Linked DNA regions of Mus musculus: region 1 is linked to region 2. Evidence: chromatin loops called from intact Hi-C (ENCODE). Cell type or tissue: gastrocnemius. All regions are shown on one strand. Links, peaks and the distances in the headings refer to the core of each region. The heading gives the core; the rest is flanking DNA. Region 1 has its middle 8.6 kb from the start of Vezf1. Region 2 overlaps Cuedc1 (CUE domain containing 1).

The links. Hi-C counts contacts between places; a loop is a spot of excess contacts. Peaks named below come from ENCODE experiments on the same cell type or tissue, not always from the same donor. Only the 100,000 strongest peaks of a DNase experiment are listed, where the experiment ranks them.
Region 1: it touches region 2 in a loop (5-fold over the local background); 39 of 42 quality-filtered maps call a loop at or near these places.

The regions. Positions count from the first base shown.
Region 1 is chr11:88,054,784-88,064,580 of GRCm38, forward strand. No RefSeq gene overlaps it. Among named protein-coding and RNA genes, the nearest start is that of Vezf1, 8.6 kb to the right of the region's middle. In gastrocnemius, for the core only: CTCF peaks have their summits at 4,479 and 7,626 (motif pointing right); a DNase peak (open chromatin) is centred at 4,576; H3K27ac peaks cover 3,587 bases.
Region 2 is chr11:88,183,481-88,193,277 of GRCm38, forward strand. Cuedc1 (CUE domain containing 1) reads left to right here. Exons shown (of 11, transcript NM_198013.3): 6 at 1,154-1,237; 7 at 3,581-3,652; 8 at 4,514-4,607; 9 at 5,303-5,361; 10 at 6,575-6,645; 11 at 9,117-9,797. The coding sequence ends at 6,642. Among named protein-coding and RNA genes, the nearest start is that of Mrps23, 16 kb to the right of the region's middle. In gastrocnemius, for the core only: a CTCF peak has its summit at 4,324; a DNase peak (open chromatin) is centred at 4,341; H3K4me3 peaks cover 1,890 bases; H3K27ac peaks cover 5,827 bases.

The DNA of each region.
Region 1 (9,797 bases), core at 1,303-9,302, 130 kb before region 2:
TGTTTTTGTTAAGTGATAGTGAAAATAGGTTGGCCACAAGAGGGAGCCCTGCCACAAAACCCATCCAGGAATAAGTTTTACTATAGTGCCATTTACAATATTTGATCACCTACACTGTTGGATGGTTGGGTAAGTTTTCTGCCTGTAATCCTGAGCAATGCCCTTTTCGGCTTACAGCTTAAGTACAACTTTTATAAGTTAAAAGTAACACAAGGGCCAGGCGTGGTGGCCCACGCCTTTAATCCCAGCACTCGTGAGGCAGGCGGATTTCTGGCCAGGCCAGCCTGGTCTACAAATTGAGTTCCAGGACAGCCAGAGCTATACAGAGAAACCCGAGGAAGTGAGTATACTTTAGAGCCTTTTTTCTTGGGAGATTTAGGAATGATATTTCAATATTGCTAATGAACTTTTAAAGATAATGTGCACCCAAACCCTGTCAGGTTAGCTATATTGTATGCAGGCAGTATGCTGTGATCAAAAGTCAACCCCATTCTTTTGAAGAGTTTAACTTACTGACATTTTAAGAGCTGGGGATTACTGAGAATGAAAGGTTATTACCATTAGCTTCTTTGTCTCAATTTTATACCACAGCCACACCTCACCCCCACCCCCACCCCGCCAAAACAAACAAAAAGAACATCCAAAGCCCACAGACTTAATGACATAAATTTACCACCTTTTGGAAATAAAACTTGGCTGTGGGAATACCTAAAACTTACAAAACTTGTCACTTGGAAAATAGGATGTTAAAAGTGGACAAATTATTTTTGCAGTCAACATTGATCAGATTTATATAATAGGTATTTCTCTGCTTATTAAGTTACGTTGGGGGCTACATGAGGCTGCAAGGTTGAACTCTTAAGCAATGTATGGTTATATACACCAGTAACCAGGGCATTTGGATAAGCTCTTGTAAGGTTGCTAACTGAAGGCCAGCTGTGTCTATAATGGGAACATATGAAAGGCATTCTGAATTCACACCGACTCCAGAATTTCCTTTGCAATGATTCTTTTAATAAGTCTACACCTTTGTCTTAGGTATATACTGCCCTTTTCCTTTTTTTTTTTTTTTTTTTTTTGCATGTGCAGTAGTACTGGGGACTGAACCTAGGACCTCACATATGCTAGGCAAGCACCTTACCACCGAGCTTCATGCTCAGCCCTTGCCCCTTTCCTATTACCACTCTAATGTCCCTTGATAAACTCCAGCTTTGCCATTACACCTTCTTGGTAAAAGAAGGGCTGAGTTTAGATTACTAAAATGTCAGGTATAGCAAAAATTATTTCTTGAAGTATTAGAGGACCTTATGAGTTAAGTTGGGGCCAGAGCAATTAGGGTTGAGTTGTTTGAACCGTCAAAAGGAAACCTAAAAGGGTCTGTGAAGTCCTTTGCTAACATACTTATTTCCACCAGTAACAGCATGTCATAGACAACTTTTAAGCTACAGAATACTTAAGAGTGACATCACAGCTGGGTGTGGTGGCGCATTCCTTTGATCCCATAGGCAGAGGCAGGCGGATTTCTGAGTTCAAGGCCAGCCTGGTCTACAAAGTGAGTTCTAGGACAGCCAGGGCTATACAGAGAAACCCTGTCTCAAAAAAAGAGTTACATCACATTTTAAGACTCTAGAAATATGAAATTTTAAGTTGTACAATAGATATTGTTATAACTAAAACAAATGGCCTTCCCCTAACCCCCTTAAGTTGGCAAAGTAAATTTCAGAAAGGTAATAGCCAAGTTCATCTTTGCCTCAGTGCCACCATGCCTATTGACTTGAATCAGACTAGCTCTTGGGGGTTTCATTTGTTTGAAATAAGGTCTCACTCTGGCTGATCTCAACTTGAAATCCTCCCAAGTGTGAGATTATACACAGTTGCCTCATTAGTAGTCTTAACCTCCTTCAAAACATTTTTTTCTTTTTTTTTTTTATTCGTTGAGACTGGGTTTGTCTGTGTAGCCTTGGCTATCCTGGAACTCAGCTCTAGATTAGGCTAGATTCCAAATCAAGATCCACCTGCCTCTGCTTCCCAAGTGCTGGAATTAAAGCACTCACTGCCTGGCTAGTGCTTCAAATCTTAAATGTCCTCATGAGGTCAGCTCATTGTTGAACTTTAAAAATTAACAAGCTAAACAAAGCCTTTTGAATTAATAAAAAACATGTGCATGAGTGCATGTCTCTGTACCACGTGTGCAGTGTCTATGGAGGCCATAAGCAGGTATAGGATCCACTGGGACTAGAGTTGCATGTGATCCTCCATGTGGATGCAGAAAATCAAACCCAGATAACTCTGGAAGAGCACAGTACTTTAAACTCTGATCTATCTCTAGCACTTGCTAATAAACACTTAATTGTACTTTTTTCCAAGATGTATTTAAAAAGATTTATGTATATGACTGTTCTGTTTTCATGAACATCAGAAGAAGGAATCAGATCCCATTACAGATGGTTGTAAGCTACCATGTAGTGCTGGAAATGAACTCAGGACCACCTCTGGAAGAGCAGCCAGAGCTCTTTTAATTGCTGAACCATCTTTTCAGCCCCTATTTTAATGTTTTTATATGTTCAGGCTTTGTGGGATTTTAGTAACTGTATTTTCCAAGAACCAAATTCAGTGCTGTTGAAAGTTTATAAATTTGGCAGAAATGATATAGCAGTATAGACATCTTATTTCCTAAGCTGTGGATTAACTGAGTAGATTATAAAGTATTTTACTCCTAACATTGGGTCACATATCTCAGCTGTCCTGATGGCAACATGCCAGGATTGGTGGTAAACACTAATGATCCAAGCCTTCCAATGTCATTATGAACTAGCTCTTCAGTGAGACCCACTAGTAGGTGGTTTTAATGTGGTGATATCTGTTATCCCCACTGTTAAGCACTAGGAAGCTAAGGCAAGACAGGCAGCTACACAGTGACAGTTGGTCTTTTGGCTAATTGATTTTTTACTTTTTGAGACAGTTTATGTAGTGCTTGCTATATTGGAATTCTGTAGAACAGGCTGGCCTTGAACTCAGAGATCTGCCTGCTTCTGCCTCCCCAGTACTGGGATCAAAAGCATGTTCTACCATGCCCAGTGACAGCTTATTTTTAAGAAATTGAGGGGACTGGAGAGATGGCTCAGTGGTTAAGAACACTGATTGCTCTTCCAGAGGTCCTGAGTTAAGTCCCCAACAACCACATAGTGGCTCACAACCATCTGTAATGGGGATCGGATGCCCTCTTCTGGTGTCTCAAGACAGTGACAGTATACTCATACATAAAATATATCTTAAAGAAAAAAAGGAAATTGAGGGCCTTGTCTGAAAACTAAGTGGTTCTATTAAGTCTCATTTTCCCCCAAGTTTCTTACAGAGGAAGCCTAAATATGGCCTTGTGAATTTAGTGGCCCTTCCTCCGAATCCTTGCAGATTCTTCAGTAGTTTTCTTTTTTTTTTTTTTCTTTTCTTTCTCTTTCTTTTCCTTTCCTTTTCTTCTTTTCTTTAACAGGGTTTCTCTGTGTAGCCCTGGCTGTCCTGGAACTCACTTTGTAGACCAGGTTGGCCTCGAACTCAGAAATCGCCTGCCTCTGCCTCCCAAGTGCTGGGATTAAAGGCGTGCGCCACCACACCTGGCTCTGTATTTTTCTTTTTGTTGGACTTGATATCTTTACAGCAATTCATACATTAAACGTATAAGGTTATGTTGGGCTTGGAAAAGTCTTACTTCAGGATCCTGGCACTAGTCTTCAGACTAATAGAACAAGAACAAACTTAGGCAGTTAATTTGAAGCCACACAGCCCAGAAAACAGATATTTGACTCCTCATACTCAAATTGCCACAACAGCCCATTTCTTTTTAAACATTCTTCCATCTGACTGGAAAGATGGCTCAGTGGTCAAGACCACTTCATGCCCTTCCAGAGGTCCTGCATCTGCCTGTAACTCCACCTCCAGGAAATCTGAGACCTTTTTTGGCATATATGTAAAAGCAAGCTTTAAACAAAATTCAGATGAAACCACAACTAAGTGCCAGGCATGGTGGTAGCAGTAGATGAGATGGGTCTTTGAGCTTCAGGACAGGCTAGTCTCCATAGTGAAGTTCAGGATAGCTGGAGCTTACACAGTGAGCCATAATCACTATCCCTAGATTAGTTAGTAGCTGAAAAAATTTTTGAACTAGTGGCATTCCTGCTTTATGCCTGTTTAATTATGTCACATGTATCCATTAAATGCATTTTCTTTAGATTACTCTAATTTTCATGTGTATTTGCCCTTGGCCAGCTATTAGCTCTTGGAGGCCTTTTTTTTTTTTTGGTGTCTCAATTAAGATTTTTTTATGTATGTAAATGTTTTGCCTCTATGCATGTATATGTGTCACATGTCTTGTGCTTACTGCAAGACATCTTTCCCTCTCAGTCTCCCTCCCTCCCCCTTTCTAGACCTCCCTTCCAATTGGGAGTTCAGAAGTAACTAAAGTGCGCACCACCTGTAATATCTACTTAATGCCACCAGGGTGTCTCATGGTGCTGTCTGATCTGTGTTCTTATCCCTGGCCTTAGCTCAGAGCCCAGCTCCAAGACAGTGAAATGCTTGACTTCCTGGCTTTACAGTGTACAGACAGTTCAGCTCAGGAAAACCTTTGCCCTTTTTTTGGCCAGGTCATTCAGAGGTTGGACTTGCCAGCCAGCCACTCAGTAACTAGGCAGCAGCCCTATAAAAGCCAAAGAAGGGGCTGGCAAGATGGCTCAGTGGTTAAGAACACTGACTGCGTTCTGAGTTCAATTACCAGCAACTACATGGTGGCTCACAGCCATCTACAATGGGATCTATTGCACTCTTCTGGCATGCAGGTGTACATGGAGACAGAGCACTCATATACATGAATATTAAAAAAAAAAAAAAAGCCAAAGAACCTGCCAGTGGTAAGTATCAAAAGATCCCTACTTGGTGTTTTTGTTTTTGTGATAGGGTCTTCTGCTATCTAGCCTGATCTCAAATTTGCTATGTAGTTGAAAATGACTTTTGATCTTTCTGCCTACTCCCCTCAAGTGCTAGGGACTAGAGACAGTTTGTGTGGTACTGGGAGTGGAACCAGGACTCTTAGATGTTAAGCAAGCAAACATTCTACCAACTGAGCTAGAGCTCCAGCTTCTACATTGACTGAGTATACATTAAAGTTTATATGAGATCTACAAAAGCAAACCCACAGAGTTTCTCTGTGTAGCCTTGGCTGCCTGACTGTCCTAGACCTAACTCTGTAGAACAGGCTGGTCTCCTAAGTTACAAAGATCTACCTGCCTCAGCAAGTGCTGGGATTGGAGGCCTGGGCCACCATTGCCCATCCCCAAATTGAATTGTTATCAGCTGAGATAGGTGAGTTGTTAAGTTGGTATGCTAAACTTGCCAATTTTCAGTATGCAGTCAAAATGTTTGCATTCTACAGCCTACAACTGATTAAAATTCATGTCAACTGGGAAGGTTGTCATTGAGATGCCCTGACTAGCTTTTCAAAATGTTCAATGCATCCTTCTATTTTGAATTCTGATCATGGCCTGATTGGGGACTATGTCTAAACAATTTCTTTTTAAATGATATCTGGAGGGCTGGGTGACTCTTGAAGCTGTATGAGTATACTGCTGTTGTGAAATGCTGGGTTTATGATGTCACTTTCTCTTCTTGAGTTCCCTTAAATGTGTCTCCAACTCAGAACACTTCAACACATTGTTAGTGTTTTTGGTTTTGTTTTAAATTTGATTTTATGTATATGGATATTTTGCCTGCTTGTATGTCTGCATTGCTTGAATGCCTAGTGCCTAAAGAGATCAGAAGGGTGTCTGTCATATTCCCTGCCACTGGGTTTGTAGACAGTTGTGAGCAAGATGTGGGATCTGGGAATTGAACTTGAGTCCTCTGAAGAGCAGCCAGTGCTCTTAGCAGCTGCTGAGCCACCTTTCCAGCCCATTAAAAAAATTTTTTGTTTGTTTGTTTGTTTTTTGAGACAGGGTTTCTCTGTGTAGCCCTGGCTGTCCTGGAACTCACTCTATAGACCAGGCTGGCCTCGAACTCGGAAATCTGCCTGCCTCTGCCTCCCAAGTGCTGAGATTAAAGGCTTGCGCCACCACGGCCTAGCTAAAAATTTTATTACATTATATTACATTACATTATATGTACATTATATTACATTACATTATATGTATATGTGGAAAGTCAGAGGACAACTAGTGGGAATTTTCTCTTTTTAATGGGAGCCTTAGGGATCTGACTCAGGCTGTCAAACTGTCAAACTTAGTGACAACAGTGTCTTACCTACTGAGCACCCACACACACACACACACATACACCTGTTCTTTGAATTCTGGGGATCAAGCAAAATTCCTTATCTATGCTAAAGAAGTGTTGGATCTCTCCCACCTATGAACCTCCCATCTTACCATTGGTCAGGTTAGCTTGAATTTTTACAGTTCTCTGATGAGAAGATTAGTCATATCAGATCATATGGATTGTGGAACTTTTGTTTGTTTGTTTGTTTAAAGACTGGGTCTACTATATAGTCCTGCCTGTCCTGGAACTTACTGTGTAGACCAGGCTGGCTTCAGACTCAGAGATCTGCCTGCCTTTGCTTCCCAAGTGCTGGGATTAAATGCATGTGCTACCATGCCCAGCTTATATATAGTTTTTAAGAGAGCAGAGTAATTGTTTTCATTGAAAGAGTTGTATATTGAACATATGTGGGAGCTTTCTCAGATGTTAGCATTAGTTTTATTAAGTATACCTATGTAGGTGGTCATAGACAAATTTCTCCAAGTTACTAATTCTAACACATAAGTACCACTAAGTGGTGTTTTCCATTCCAAACTATATGTAGTTTAATAAATAGTTCTGAAATAATTTTCATATAAGGAACATAACTACATTGTGACATTCTTGTCTAAAGTAAACACCAAAGGAAAAAAAAAAGCAGAAATAATGTATTACATTATTACAAAGCCAGCAGTGGGCTTTCACACGTAAAACGCATGAAGCATTTGCACTGCCTTGGGTTGACGACCATCTGTTCCCCATGCTTTCAGTGCTGAATGAAATTGGGGAGAAAATCAAAGGAGAGGTGGGAAGGGAAAGGAAGTTAGGGAAAGAGGAAACAGCTGTAAGGTAAGAAAGGCCCTACAGAGATTATAAAACAAAAGCAGGGCCAGATTAGGCCCTGAGACTAGATAGCTAGTTAACTTTTGTCAATTGAGAAGAGCTTTGTATACTTTGAGACAATATGTACTTCAAAAGCACTAGCTAGTCTTCTCAGTGTACCATAGTAACTAGTTCATTGAGTCAAAAGCTATCCTGCCCTCCTAGAATTTCTTCATACTGAGCAGAGAGCCTGTTGCCAATGTGTACACAAACTAAGGGTCAAATATTTTGACAACAGCAGGTACATATTACAATTTAAAGAGTGAATGGGGAGAGGTGGATGCTGAGTACAGCTTCAGCCACTGTAGCAATAGCTCCTGTACCTGCCCTTTTATTATATTTATGACTGAACAGTATAACAAAATGTAGTAGCTTATAGTTCAGAGACTCATGGTCAAACTTTTTTTTTTTTAAGATTTATTTTTATGAGTGCTCTATCTGCATGTATGCCTGCATGCCAGAAGAGGGCATCAGATCCCGGCATAGATGGTCGTGAGCTACCACATGGTTACAGAGAACTGAACTCAGGACCTCTGGAAGAACAAAGCTCTTAACCACTGAGCTGCCTCTCCAGCCCCAGAAACATTTTTTTTAAGGTACATTTATTTTATGAGTACACTATAGCTGTCTTCAGACACATCAGAAGAGGGCATCAGATTTCATTACAGATGGTTGTGAGCCACCATGTGGTTGCTGGGAATTGAACTCAGGACCTCTGGAAGAACAGTTAGTGTTCTTAACCGCTAAGCCATCTCTCCGGCCCCCAGAAACATTCTTGTTTTTCTTTTTTTTTTGTTTTTGTTTTTGTTTTTTGTTTTGCTTGTTTTCGAGACAGGGTTTCTCTGTATAGCCCTGGCTGTCCTGGAACTCACTTTGTAGACCAGGCTGGCCTCAAACTCAGAAATCCGCTTGCCTCTGCCTCCTGAGTGTTGGGATTAAAGGCATGCGCCACAACCCCCAGCAGAAACATTCTTTTTTTTTTCCCAAAGATTTATTTATTTATTTATTTATTTATTTATTTATTTATTTATTTATTTATTTATTTATTATATGTAAGTACACTGTAGCTGTCTTCAGACGCACCAGAAGAGGGCATCAGATCTCATTACGGGTGGTTGTGAGCCACCATGTGGTTGCTGGGATTTGAACTTCGGACCTTCGGAAGAGCAGTCGGGTGCTCTTACCCACTGAGCCATCTCACCAGCCCCAGAAACATTCTTAATAGAATTAATTCCCACTTCTGGAAACTGAGCCAGATCTTAGGTTTATCGGGTCTTCTGTTGTGTCCGTTGGCTTGTTTTCTAGACCAGAATAGCCTTTCAGATCCTAATCTGACTACTCTTCTGATGTCACTTCAGGACTTAGATTGTTGCCGTTCACATCTTTAACCCAGAGAGAGAGAGAGAGAGAGAGAGAGAGAGAGAGAGAGAGAGAGAGAGAGGAGAGAGAGAGAGAACGAACTTGCACTCAACACTGGTTTCGTGATTTCCTGTTTCTTTTACTACCAAAAATTGAGGGACAACCCACCTCAGCAGATTGGAAATCTAATTGGCCCAGTAGAAGAGAAACTGAAGAGAACTGTTGAAGTAAAGGTTGTTCACTAAAAAGCTTGCTTTCATTCCACTTATATAGAAACATTTAGAGAGGCATTACAATCAGTAAAAATCTTTATATGTGAATAGCATTTTTAGATTGGTGACACAATACTGGCTAATATCACTTTATTCTCAGGATATTTGGTGTAGAAGCAATAGCCACTGAGAAGGGTTCCTCCTCTAAGCAACTTTAAAAGTTTTGATGACAACCGAGCCTAAGCTTTGTGTTTTAGTCAGTCCTACCAGTTTGTAGGACTGTTAAGTCAGCCATTGCTCTAGGGACCTAGGGCGTCTAAGGGCAGTGAGGAGCAGGTGTCCAGAGGAGAAATGTTGGTGCCTGAATGTGTTTTCCAGATGTATTGAATTTCACTTAGTATATTTTTGACTTGTCTTAGTTTCTTTCCTGCTGTGGCCTATGCTATTTTGCTTGTGTTCAGTATTCCTTCTTGCTTACTGTTGCTTACTTAGGATTAAATTTAGGGCTAATCACATGCTAAGCAAGTGCTCTTTTTTTTTTTTTTTGGCGGGGGGTCTGAGATAGCGCTTCTCTGTGTAGCCCCACCTGCCATAGAACTCACTCTGTAAAGTATGCTGGCTGCAAACAAGAGACTCACCTGCCTCTGCCTCCCAAGTGCTTGTATCAAAGGCGTGCGCCACCACTGCCTAGCTTAGAGAAGAGCTCTACCACTGAGTTACATTCCCAACCCTTATTTGTGGACATTGCATCATCCAGGAATAAAATGGAAGCTAGCGTTTTGACATAAATGCTTTATTGGTGAAACTGATAGGTATGTTGTTGACTTTTGACAGTCAAAAAGGGTGATGTGTTTATGTGAGCTTAGACTCAGTTTTTGAAGTCTTGGGTCATGACCTTTGTAAAAAATGTGTTTTGATCACGTTTCTCAAATACCAGCTGGACTCTACTAGACATGTGAGTAGATTTGTTCCTTGTGACTATTACAGCTGTCAAGGAACTTAAATAGGTGTTCAGGAACAAAGAAATCTTTATTGTTTTCCTCGCCAGTTAAAACAGACAAC
Region 2 (9,797 bases), core at 833-8,832:
TCGGGCCTCCCTCAGGAGGCGTCCTGCTGGATGTGGGCATGCCAGGCACTTTCTAACCTGCTTGAACTTGGGCCTCCCTGGGTCATTCAGGAGCTCCGGGTTTCAGTGCGGGTTGGGGACACCTGAGAACCCAGAGGAAGAGGGTGTGCTCACTGGGCCATTTCCCCTGCCCTGCATATCTGTTTGAGCTCAGCATTAATTAGTCTACGCTTGAGAGACAGGGAAAGAAATGCTGCCTTTCCTACCAACCTCTAGCTACAAGTCAAGGATACCATGTCTTGATCCCTGTGGACAAGGTGACTGGCTTTATGGGTGACAGAATGGGAGGGTCCTGAATGGAGGTTAGAGCAGGATATTTGCATGATCAATGGATGGGTCACCCTGCTCCCCAACCTGGCTGCTTTTCCTTTTGAGGTAAAGTTTGGAGACAGGGCTGAGGAGGTGGGCTTGTCACAGAGGGAAGGAGGGAGAGGGGAGGGAAGGGAGGGAGTCTGAGGTGTTGGGGAAGAAGGAAGCAAATTGTACTGCTGGCTTGCTGGGCTGGAGGAAGCAGGCCTACAGGCAGGAAAAAAAAATGGTGTGACTAGAGCCAGGCAGTGGTGGTGGTGGTGGTGGTGCACACCTTTAAACCCAGCACTCAGGAGGTAGAGGCAGGTGGATCTCTTGAGTTCGAGGCCAGCCTGGACTACAGATAGAGTTTCAGGACAGCCAGGGCTACACAGAGAAACCCTATGTCAAAAAGCAGAACAAAACAAAACAAAACAAAAAGAGGGGGGGCTTGGCTTGGCTGAACATGTAGCTGATACCTGCAAGCCCAGCGTTAAGGACACAAAGGAAGGAGAACCATGAGTTCCAAGAGAGCCTGGGCTCCATATTAAGACCCTAAGACAATACAATCAAATAGGTTTGGGGTCTCAGAAAGCTGCTAATTCTGACATTCCAACATTGCAAATGCTTAGTAGGTAGTTGTTTCTATTATCACAAGTTCTTCAAGAGCTGGTAGGTGTGTGTGTGTGTGTGTGTGTGTGTGTGTGTGTGTGTGTGTGTGTATGTATACTTGTGTGCTTCGGGGGATTCAGTCTCCTGCGGCCTTCAGTGTGCCCCCGGGCACCCTGGAGCTCACTTCCCTGACAGAATCTGTCTCCTTCTCCAGACCGATTGAAATATGAATCCCAGAAATCCAAATCCAACAATGCGGCGGTTGGAAATGACGGTGGCTTTCCCTCCTCTGTCCCCGGTAAGCTTGCTGTCCCGAGAGAGGGCCTGCGGGGCTCACTGGGCCCACGCCCCAACTTTATCTTCAATATTGAGAACTTAGCGGTAGAATGAGGAAACAGACCAAGGGTGGGACCCGAGGCCCTTCAGCAAGCAAGAAGGGATAGATAGATCTCCTGTGGAGTGAGATATCCCCTTCACTGAGTGGACTTAGGCTCTCGCTGTCCTGGGAGCTGTAGGTTACCTACCACAGGCTGGCTGACCTCCCAACTATTTCTGGATCTTGTCCTACCAGAGGACACACCGAACCATGTCATGTCTCTTAATAGCAACTGCGAGGACGAAGGCCGTAGAGTCTTGTGAGGTTTGTCTTAATGAGGCTTAATGCCTAATTAGTACACCAGCAACGGCAAGGCATACATGTTGACTGTATCCAGTCCACGGAGAGAGAGAGGGTGAGCTTAATCTGGGAAGGGTTCATTCACTTAAGTAGCTGCAGGCTCTCTGCCCTGAGACACCCACTGCCGTGTGTGGGAAAGAGAAATTCTGTGTATGATGTGCAAGATGCTTTAACAAGAACTGCCAGAGAAGGGGCCAGAGAGATGGCTCAATCAATGGTTAAGAGCAGTGGCTGCCCTCCCCCCCCAACCCCCGCCCCCCAAAAAAAAAAGAAAGAAAAAGAAAAGAAAAAGCCGGGCATGGTGGAGCACACATTTAATCCCAGCACTCAGGAGGCAGAGGCAGGTGGATTTCTGAGTTCAAGGCCAGTCTGGTCTTCAGAGTGAGTTCCAGGACAGCCAGGGCTATACAGAGAAACTCTGTCTCGAAAAACCAAAAAAAGAAGAAGAAGGAGAAAGAGAAGGAGGAGGAAAAGGAGGAGGAGGAGGAGAAGGAGGAGGGGGAGGGGGAGGAGGGGGAGGAGGAGGAGGAGGAGGAGAAGAAGAAGAAGAAGAAGAAGAAGAAGAAGAGGAGGAGGAGGAGGAGGAGGAGGAAGAAGAGGAAGAGGAGGAGGAGGAGGGGAGGAGGAGGAGGAGGAGGAGCAGTGGCTGCTCTTCCAGAGATCCTGAGTTCAATTCCCATCAACCATATGTTGGCTCACACCATCTATAATGGAATTAGATGGCTTCTTCTGTCATGCAGGCATACATGCAGATAGAGTACTCATAAGTATAAACAAATATCTTAAAATTCATTAAAAAAACAAAACAGAGGGCTAGAGAAGCAGGGTTTTATAGTCTCTCCTATGACCGCCTCTCCAACTCATTTCAGACTACATGTGACTTCCCTTCAGTGCCAGCAGCACTGGGGCTGACAGGCCAGAGTGAGGACTGTATTAGTAAGATGTATAGACTATAGCAGAGCTTAGATTGGGAGTGTGAACAGAGACTCTGTATTCATCCTTGGCTCCTGGACTCTGAATCTTGGGTCAGTTCCTGCTATCACCCCATATCCATATTTAAAAGGGATCAGCCGTGTGTTTTTCAGGAGCAGACCCTCCGTCCCACAGCTGAGCTGGGAAGGCAAGAACAGAAGGGTAAGGTGCCCCCGCTAATCCCAGCTCAGAGAAAGAAAATCCCATAGAACTGATTCCTAAGCAAGCAGCCAGGAGCTTAGGCCTCACCAGATGTTCAGCTGGGAGTTTTCTTGTCCTTGATTCCAAATTAACAAGGGACACTGGAGCTGCTGAACTGGATCAGAGTGACTGAAAGGGAAGTTAGCAGACAAGGTGACTCGGGATGAGCCAAGTTACAGGACGGTGAGCTGCAGCCCAAGGATCCTGAGAGACCCACGCAGGTGGCTCACTGCGTTCTGACTCTTGGCTGAGCCCTGCTCTTGTTCCCGTTCAGCATCTGGGAGGCGTTCTTGGCTCTCTGTCCTTTCTGCTTCAATTCACGAGAGTTAGGATGCACAGAGGGTCATGATGTGCTGGCAAATGGTTAACCTTCTGCTCTGGGTGCAGGAGAAGGCTGATATGCAGGCTGGGGGGATTTCCGAGACATAGATCTCCCTACCAGCTCACTTCAAACCACCATCATGGCTTTGAGGACATGGGACTGCTAGAGAGGCTGGAACCCAAGGCCAGCCAGTTTCCCATACGTGCAGCAGATCTTAAGGCTGCCCTTGTTTGCTCCGAAGAGGAAAATGTACCTTGCAAGAAAGAAGTACTCTTGCAACTTGCCTTAAACTCCTATAGCAGGGAAGAAGCCGGGACTTGTTCTGTAATAAGAGAACAGACAGAAACAGGGATGGAGGGTATCCTCTGACCTCCTTCCCTAGAGCCTTGGCCAGGTGCTCACTCTATCTCTTAGTGGGACCTCGGAGACCCAATGGGCCTGGTCCCTCAGCAGGTGTCTCCTCCTTCCAGGAACCAGTGAAACCAACCCCACTGTGTCAGAAGATGCCTTATTCAGGGACAAGTTGAAACACATGGGAAAATGTGAGTCTTGCCCCTTTTCCCCTCCTTGTCCCAGCTCTCTTGAGGCAGGCCCTGTGGCCTCATGAGAGGGAGAGAGCCCCCCCTTCCCCCCCCCGGAAGATTTTTAATGCTATTGACTCTTGCTGAACTCCGGGTGACATTTTAATCACAGGCTAGCTCCCTCAGCCTTCCTGCCTTACTTTATTCTGCAGCTGAGTCTGGAGACAAATTAAGTTTAAATCCTCTTGAGCCAGCTGTCTGTTGGAAAATAATGTGTGTCGGTGTTCACATTCTCTGTGGCGTGAGGACTTGGCCGAGACTGGAGTCACTGGCTGAGTCTGCTTTCTGTGGGAATGGCAGACATTTTGGGATAGGGGAACCTCGCCCCACTGCCCGCTTTTTTTTGTCATCCTCCCGTCTCCAGTCTCATAGACCCATAACCAGCGGGGATGAGGCTGGAGCCTTTCAAGGTTTTATTTCAGGGAAAATTTCCGATGACTCATGGAAATCCTAGGACCAACTGTGGAGGTGGCTGGGGAGGGGCGGGAAGGCCGTGGCAGCCAGCAGCGGGAAAGAAAGCCAGGAGCCGTGGTTGTGTGGTTGTCCGCCTCTAGGGAAGGAATACCCGGATCTTGGTCTGGAGGCAGGCTGCTGTGTACTTGACGAGTGCTGGCCTGTGCTGCCCCCGGAGGCCGACCTGGGATGGCGCACTTGCTCCCTAGGTGGCACTGGTGTCTGCTGTTCCTGTCACTTTCCTCTTCCCAGTCCCCACCCAAGGGGCCTGGTGTGGCGCTCTGCCTGGCTGCCCCCAAACCTGGAGGGAAGCCATCTGATGCTCTGGCTCTCTGGAGCATTAAGGGCTCACGAGTCTTTCTGCCCCAGCTACGCGCAGGAAGCTGTTTGAACTCGCCCGAGCCTTCTCCGAGAAGACCAAAATGAGGAAGTCAAAGAAGAAACATTTACCGAAGCTTCAGTCGTATCCTTCTGCTTGGCCCTGGGGTGGGGTGGGGAGCACTGACAACAGTGATGGAGATCCCGGCTGAACCTTCCTCGGGAGTGGGATGCGGCTCTGCGGCCGCCCCTCCTTGATTTGTGAACCAGGAAACCCCGTCATCAGCTCCTGTGTTCCTTTCCCCGGGGACACCGTCCTTCCAGTGCCTTCTTTACTTTTGGCCTTAAGTCATCTGCATTTTGGGAGAAAGACATCGTCTTCCTATTGAAATCACCGAGTCTTCCCCTAATTTTACTAGAACTGGTTCATAGGTCCCTGCAGCTGTGTCTCCAGAGGCCTGCTTTTTTTTTTTTTTTTTTTTCCTCCACTTTTGGCTTTTTGAATGAAAAAAAGTTTCCCTGTCTTCACACCAAAGTTCTCATCCGTGCTTATCCACAGGGCCCTGGATATTGAAAACTGAGTAGTTGAAGGAGAACGGGGGAAATGTCACTCTCCCTGTCCCTAGTGATGGGGGCAGAGTAAAGGGGTCGGGCCTGGCTAGCTGGTCCATTGATCCCAGGAGAGGGTCCTGGAAGGGACACCATTAGGCAGTTTGGGAACGGGAGGGATAGTAGAAGCCTCTGAGGTTGGTGGGTTATCAGGACAGAGCACAGGCAGATTGAACAAGCTGTCGCAGTACCCATCCGTCTCTAGAATAGTTTTCCTGAACAGTCCGGCAGGCTGGGGGCTGCTGCATCCACAGCCAACCTCCTGGATGACGTGGAGGGCCATGCTTACGGTGAGGCAGGTCAGGGGACGTTGAAGTCTAAGTTGCTTGGGATGGGTGACCCTTCAAGAGGAGGTCCTGAGGGTCTAATATTCAGCAAGGGAGCACTCAGTCTGGGGGACATGTCAGGGGTTGGCAGACAGGTGGCCCACAGAAATGTGGTCCCTTGTCATGAGGTGCACACACTGACACCTGCTTCCCATCATCCCTGAAGAGGAACCCAGGGTGCCAGGCACTATTCCCAGAGAATGGTCCCTAGGGAATGAGGGATAGACTGGCAGACCTCATACACAGACAACCATAAATTAGAAAGGCTCAGTCTAGCATGCAGCAGTGGTACACACCTTTAATCCCAGCACTTGGGAGGCAAAGGCAGGCAGATCTCTGTGATTTCAAGGCCAGCCTGGTCTACAGAACGAGTTCCAGGACAGCCAGGGCTACATAGAAAAACCTTGTCTTGTAAAACCAGAAGAAGGGGACTGGAGAGATGGCTCAGCAGTTAAGAGCACTGGCTGTTTTTCCCTAGGGCTTGTGTTCAATTCTCAGCAACTACATGATGGCTCACAACCATCTGTAATGAGGTCTGATTCCCTCTTCTGGCATTTGGGCACACATGTGGACAGAACACTCATATCCATTAAATAAATAACTAAATAAAGATAAATACTATATCTTTTTTATATTAAAAAAAGGAAAACCAGAAGAAAAAGTAAAAAAAGGAAAGAAAGAAAGAAAGAAAGAAAGAAAGAAAGAAAGAAAGAAAGAAAGAAAGAAAGAAAGAGAGAGAGAGAGGGAAATGAAAGAAAAAGAAAGAACTTTTTACCCAGCCCCTTCTAAAGGTCATAAGGGGTCAAAAGACCTCTCTAGGCCAATCATGGATGAACCCTCAGCATTAGGCTCTTAAAGGGTCAGGAGACACCAGATACAAAGACCAGAGGGCCCTGAGGTCTTCTGGATAGTCTATCACTCCTATCCTGCTTGATAGATTAGAAAAACCAGGGCCCAGACAAGGGTGAGACTTGGCCAAGGCCACAGTGCTCAGTGGTAGAGTCAGGCCAGCGCCCAGGTTGCCTCTGCCTCTTTTACTGTACCCGCATACTGCTGCTTGCGGTGTCAAGATCCAAGCAAAGGGTCAGAGGTCAAGCAGCTCCCCTGCCCAGCCTGAGGATGGGCCCACATGAGGTTCTGCAGAGTGGAAGATGAGGCCTTTCCCTTTGCCTTTCAGAGGAAGACTTCCGGGGTAGGCGGCAGGAGGTGCCTAAGGTGGAAGAGGCCCTAAGAGAAGGACAGTAAGAGGTAAGGCTTGGGACCACAGTTTCCAGGGGCAGCTAGGGCAAAGGCCTATTACCCATCATGGGTACTTCAAGGATCCAGAGGTGCTGGGCTGGAACATCAAGTATCAGTGGCCTTTTCTTGTTTTCTTGTGGCAGGGCACATGGTTTCCCCCTGTAAACCAGCATCTCTCTATCTCTATCTCTATCTCTATCTCTATCTCTATCTCTATCTCTATCTCTATCTCTATCTCTATCTCTATCTCTATCTCTATCTCTCTCTCTCTCTCTCTCTCTCTCTCTCTATCTCTATCTCTATCTCTATCTCTATATCATCTAACCCTACTACCTTTGCACTGGTTATATAAATGAGGCTGGCTTTGAACTTCAGACCCTCCTGTCTCCACTTCCCAAGCACTGGGATTACAGACTTGCTGTCTCACTCCTGGCTTTTGTACTTTTAAGAGTTTGGTTATTTATTCATTTATTTATCTGACAAACAATAATCACGCCTGCCTTCGACAGATGCCCTGACCAGAAAACCAAACCGGCTTTTGACCTTGAATAGTTTGCAGCCCCACTGACAAGACATTTCCAGGACACACAGTGACTATTAAGAGGATAACGTAAGAAACACTGTGGTTGTCGTTCAGAACTGTGTCCAGTGTTCTGCTGACGCTGGATGGTCAGGGACCTGCTAAAGGTCGGGAGATGGTCCCCTGGAATGGCTGCTTCTGTCTGGAGCCTCAGGGTTGGGCTGTCTCTCCTCCAGGCTCCTCTCTAAACTCATGGGGGGGGGGGTGTACCAGGGAATGCCAGTATCTCCTGCAGGACTAGGCATGCGTGCGCCTCTCCAGGTGCCTCTGGAGCCTCAGGGTTGGGCTGTCTCTCCTCCAGGCTCCTCTCTAAACTCATGGGGGGGGGGTGTACCAGGGAATGCCAGTATCTCCTGCAGGACTAGGCATGCGTGCGCCTCTCCAGGTGCCTCATCCCCCAGTGAGAAGCTGTTCTCCCATCCACCTGCTTTGCCTGCCCAGCTGCTCTCCTGCTCCCCACACTCAGCATCTTTTCGGCTTTCTTGAGCTGTGGTGCAGCAGTTTTGGCCCTGTTTCCACCTACAGAGGAACAGATGTTCTTCCTATAGTAGTTGTGGAGATGACATAATCCAGGCAACAGAGGGCATGGTCAGCAAAAGCAGGCACCGCCTTCTCCCATCTTGTCCCCCTTCCACATTCTTCTCTCCCTTCAGCTCTCTTCCATGCTTTCCCCGGATTCCCTCACACACAGAGCTGCACCCCAGCAAGGGCAACTAGGGAACTATCCCCACCTGTGCCCCTTCTGCCATCCCACTGGTCCCCAGGGAAAAGGCGGTCCTCCCAAAGCCAACTCATCTTGGATCATGCTCATCACTTTTGAGCTTCCAACTTGTTTCCCCTCCCAGCTCCGCACTGTGAAAACCAGATTGCCCAGTGTCTGTTGCAACCCTACAGGCTCCAGAAAGGGACTGAATCAAGGTGGTCTGTCACCTGCCAGCTCCAGGGCCTGCTGTGCATTCTGATGCTCCCTTCCACAGTCGAGGCCTGGTTTGCCTATCACCTCAGCATCCCTGGCTTTTCTTCTGACTCCTGGGAGCTGGTCTTCATCAATGCCTATTCATTGCTCTGCCTCTACCTCTCTTCAGTTTTCTCCCTTCCCTCTCAAAGGACCCGCCTCCCCTCTTCCACAAGAGCTGCTCTTCCAGATCTGTTGAGTCCCTGCTGCATCCTCTGGTCTCTACAGTGTGTCTGTCCATCCTGTCAGCTCACTGCAAACTAGTCTCTCCTCCCTGTTTTCTTCCTCCTAGCTTTTTCCATCAGTCTTGACAGACTACCACTCATGTCTCCATTGCCCTACCTGTTAATTCTTTTACCAACCCGCCCCCTGCTTTTTGATATTTTTCAAGACAGTGTTTCTTTGTGTGGCTCTGGCTGTCCTGGAGCTAGCTCTGTAGATCAGGCTGGCCTTGAACTCACAGAGATCAGCCTGCTTTGGCTTCCGGAGTGCTGGCATTAGAGGTGTGTGCCACCACCACCCTGGCCACCAAACACCACCTCTGTGCTTTTTTTTCCCTGTGTCTTCTGAACAAAAGTCCTATGAACTCAGTCTGGTGCCTGAGGCCCACTGAATTCTAGTCTGGGATGACTTTTCTGCCCCTTCAAATCCTCGGATTTAGTGTAGCTCCTTGAAGCTACTAACAGGACTCAGGGGTGGGGCAGTCTCCCACCTGTGAGGCCTCCCCATGCAAAAGCTTCCTTTCCACTTCCATCTCCTCCCACTCCACGTCTAGCTGCTAAGGTCCCTGCAGTTGAGCAGTGGGTATGATCCAAGGCAGAGTTCCAGAATGATCTAGAACCTCCGGCAAGAGGAGGAGGAGCCTCATATTCTCCGGTGGCGGGGAAAGCCGGTGACGGAGGAGCTCCTTTGATGAAAAAACGTCTCATTCTCTCTACTCCCCAGGTGCCAGCAGCTTCACCTTGCCAGAGATGCTCTGACTGGGTGGGGGCAACCAGAGAGCAGCACCAGTGCCCTCCAGCTGCAGCCCAGACAGACGGTGCTCGCACACCAAGGCTCAGGCTTCTTCAGCCACACAGCCCAGCCCAGCCACTGCCGCTTTCCACAGACAGGACTTAGAACTTTCAGAGCTGCTTATGATTGGAGGAGGGGCCTGGAGCCTTCGAGACAGCAGCCAGCCAGCCACAAACCCCATTTGTAGTCTGGCTCCTCTATAGGGGATGAGCAGAAATGCAGGAAACCCCCCCCCCTTTCCAGAAAGAAAGAAAGAAAGAAAGAGAGGAAGAAGAAGGATCCCAAGGTTCCAGTTAGGAACTGACAAGATGACCCATGTGGAGATTCTTTGGGCCTGAAGAGAGTTCGGTTTCTTTCCTATCTCTCCTGACCTGCCACAGTGGGTCCGATCTATACCCTCCCCCAAGCCGCTGCGGCCTTCCCCCCCCCTCCCCCCCAAGGTCTCCTGCACCTCAGCCTTGTCGGGGACTGCTGACTCTTGGCTCCAACCCTGCACGGAACTCTGGACACTTCGGTCTTGTCGGGTCCAGTTTATAGGGCTGCTTCTATTAAGGGCTGGCTGTCACCTCCAGCAGCCTCCATTTGACCCAGCCGGGATGGGGAGAGTGACCC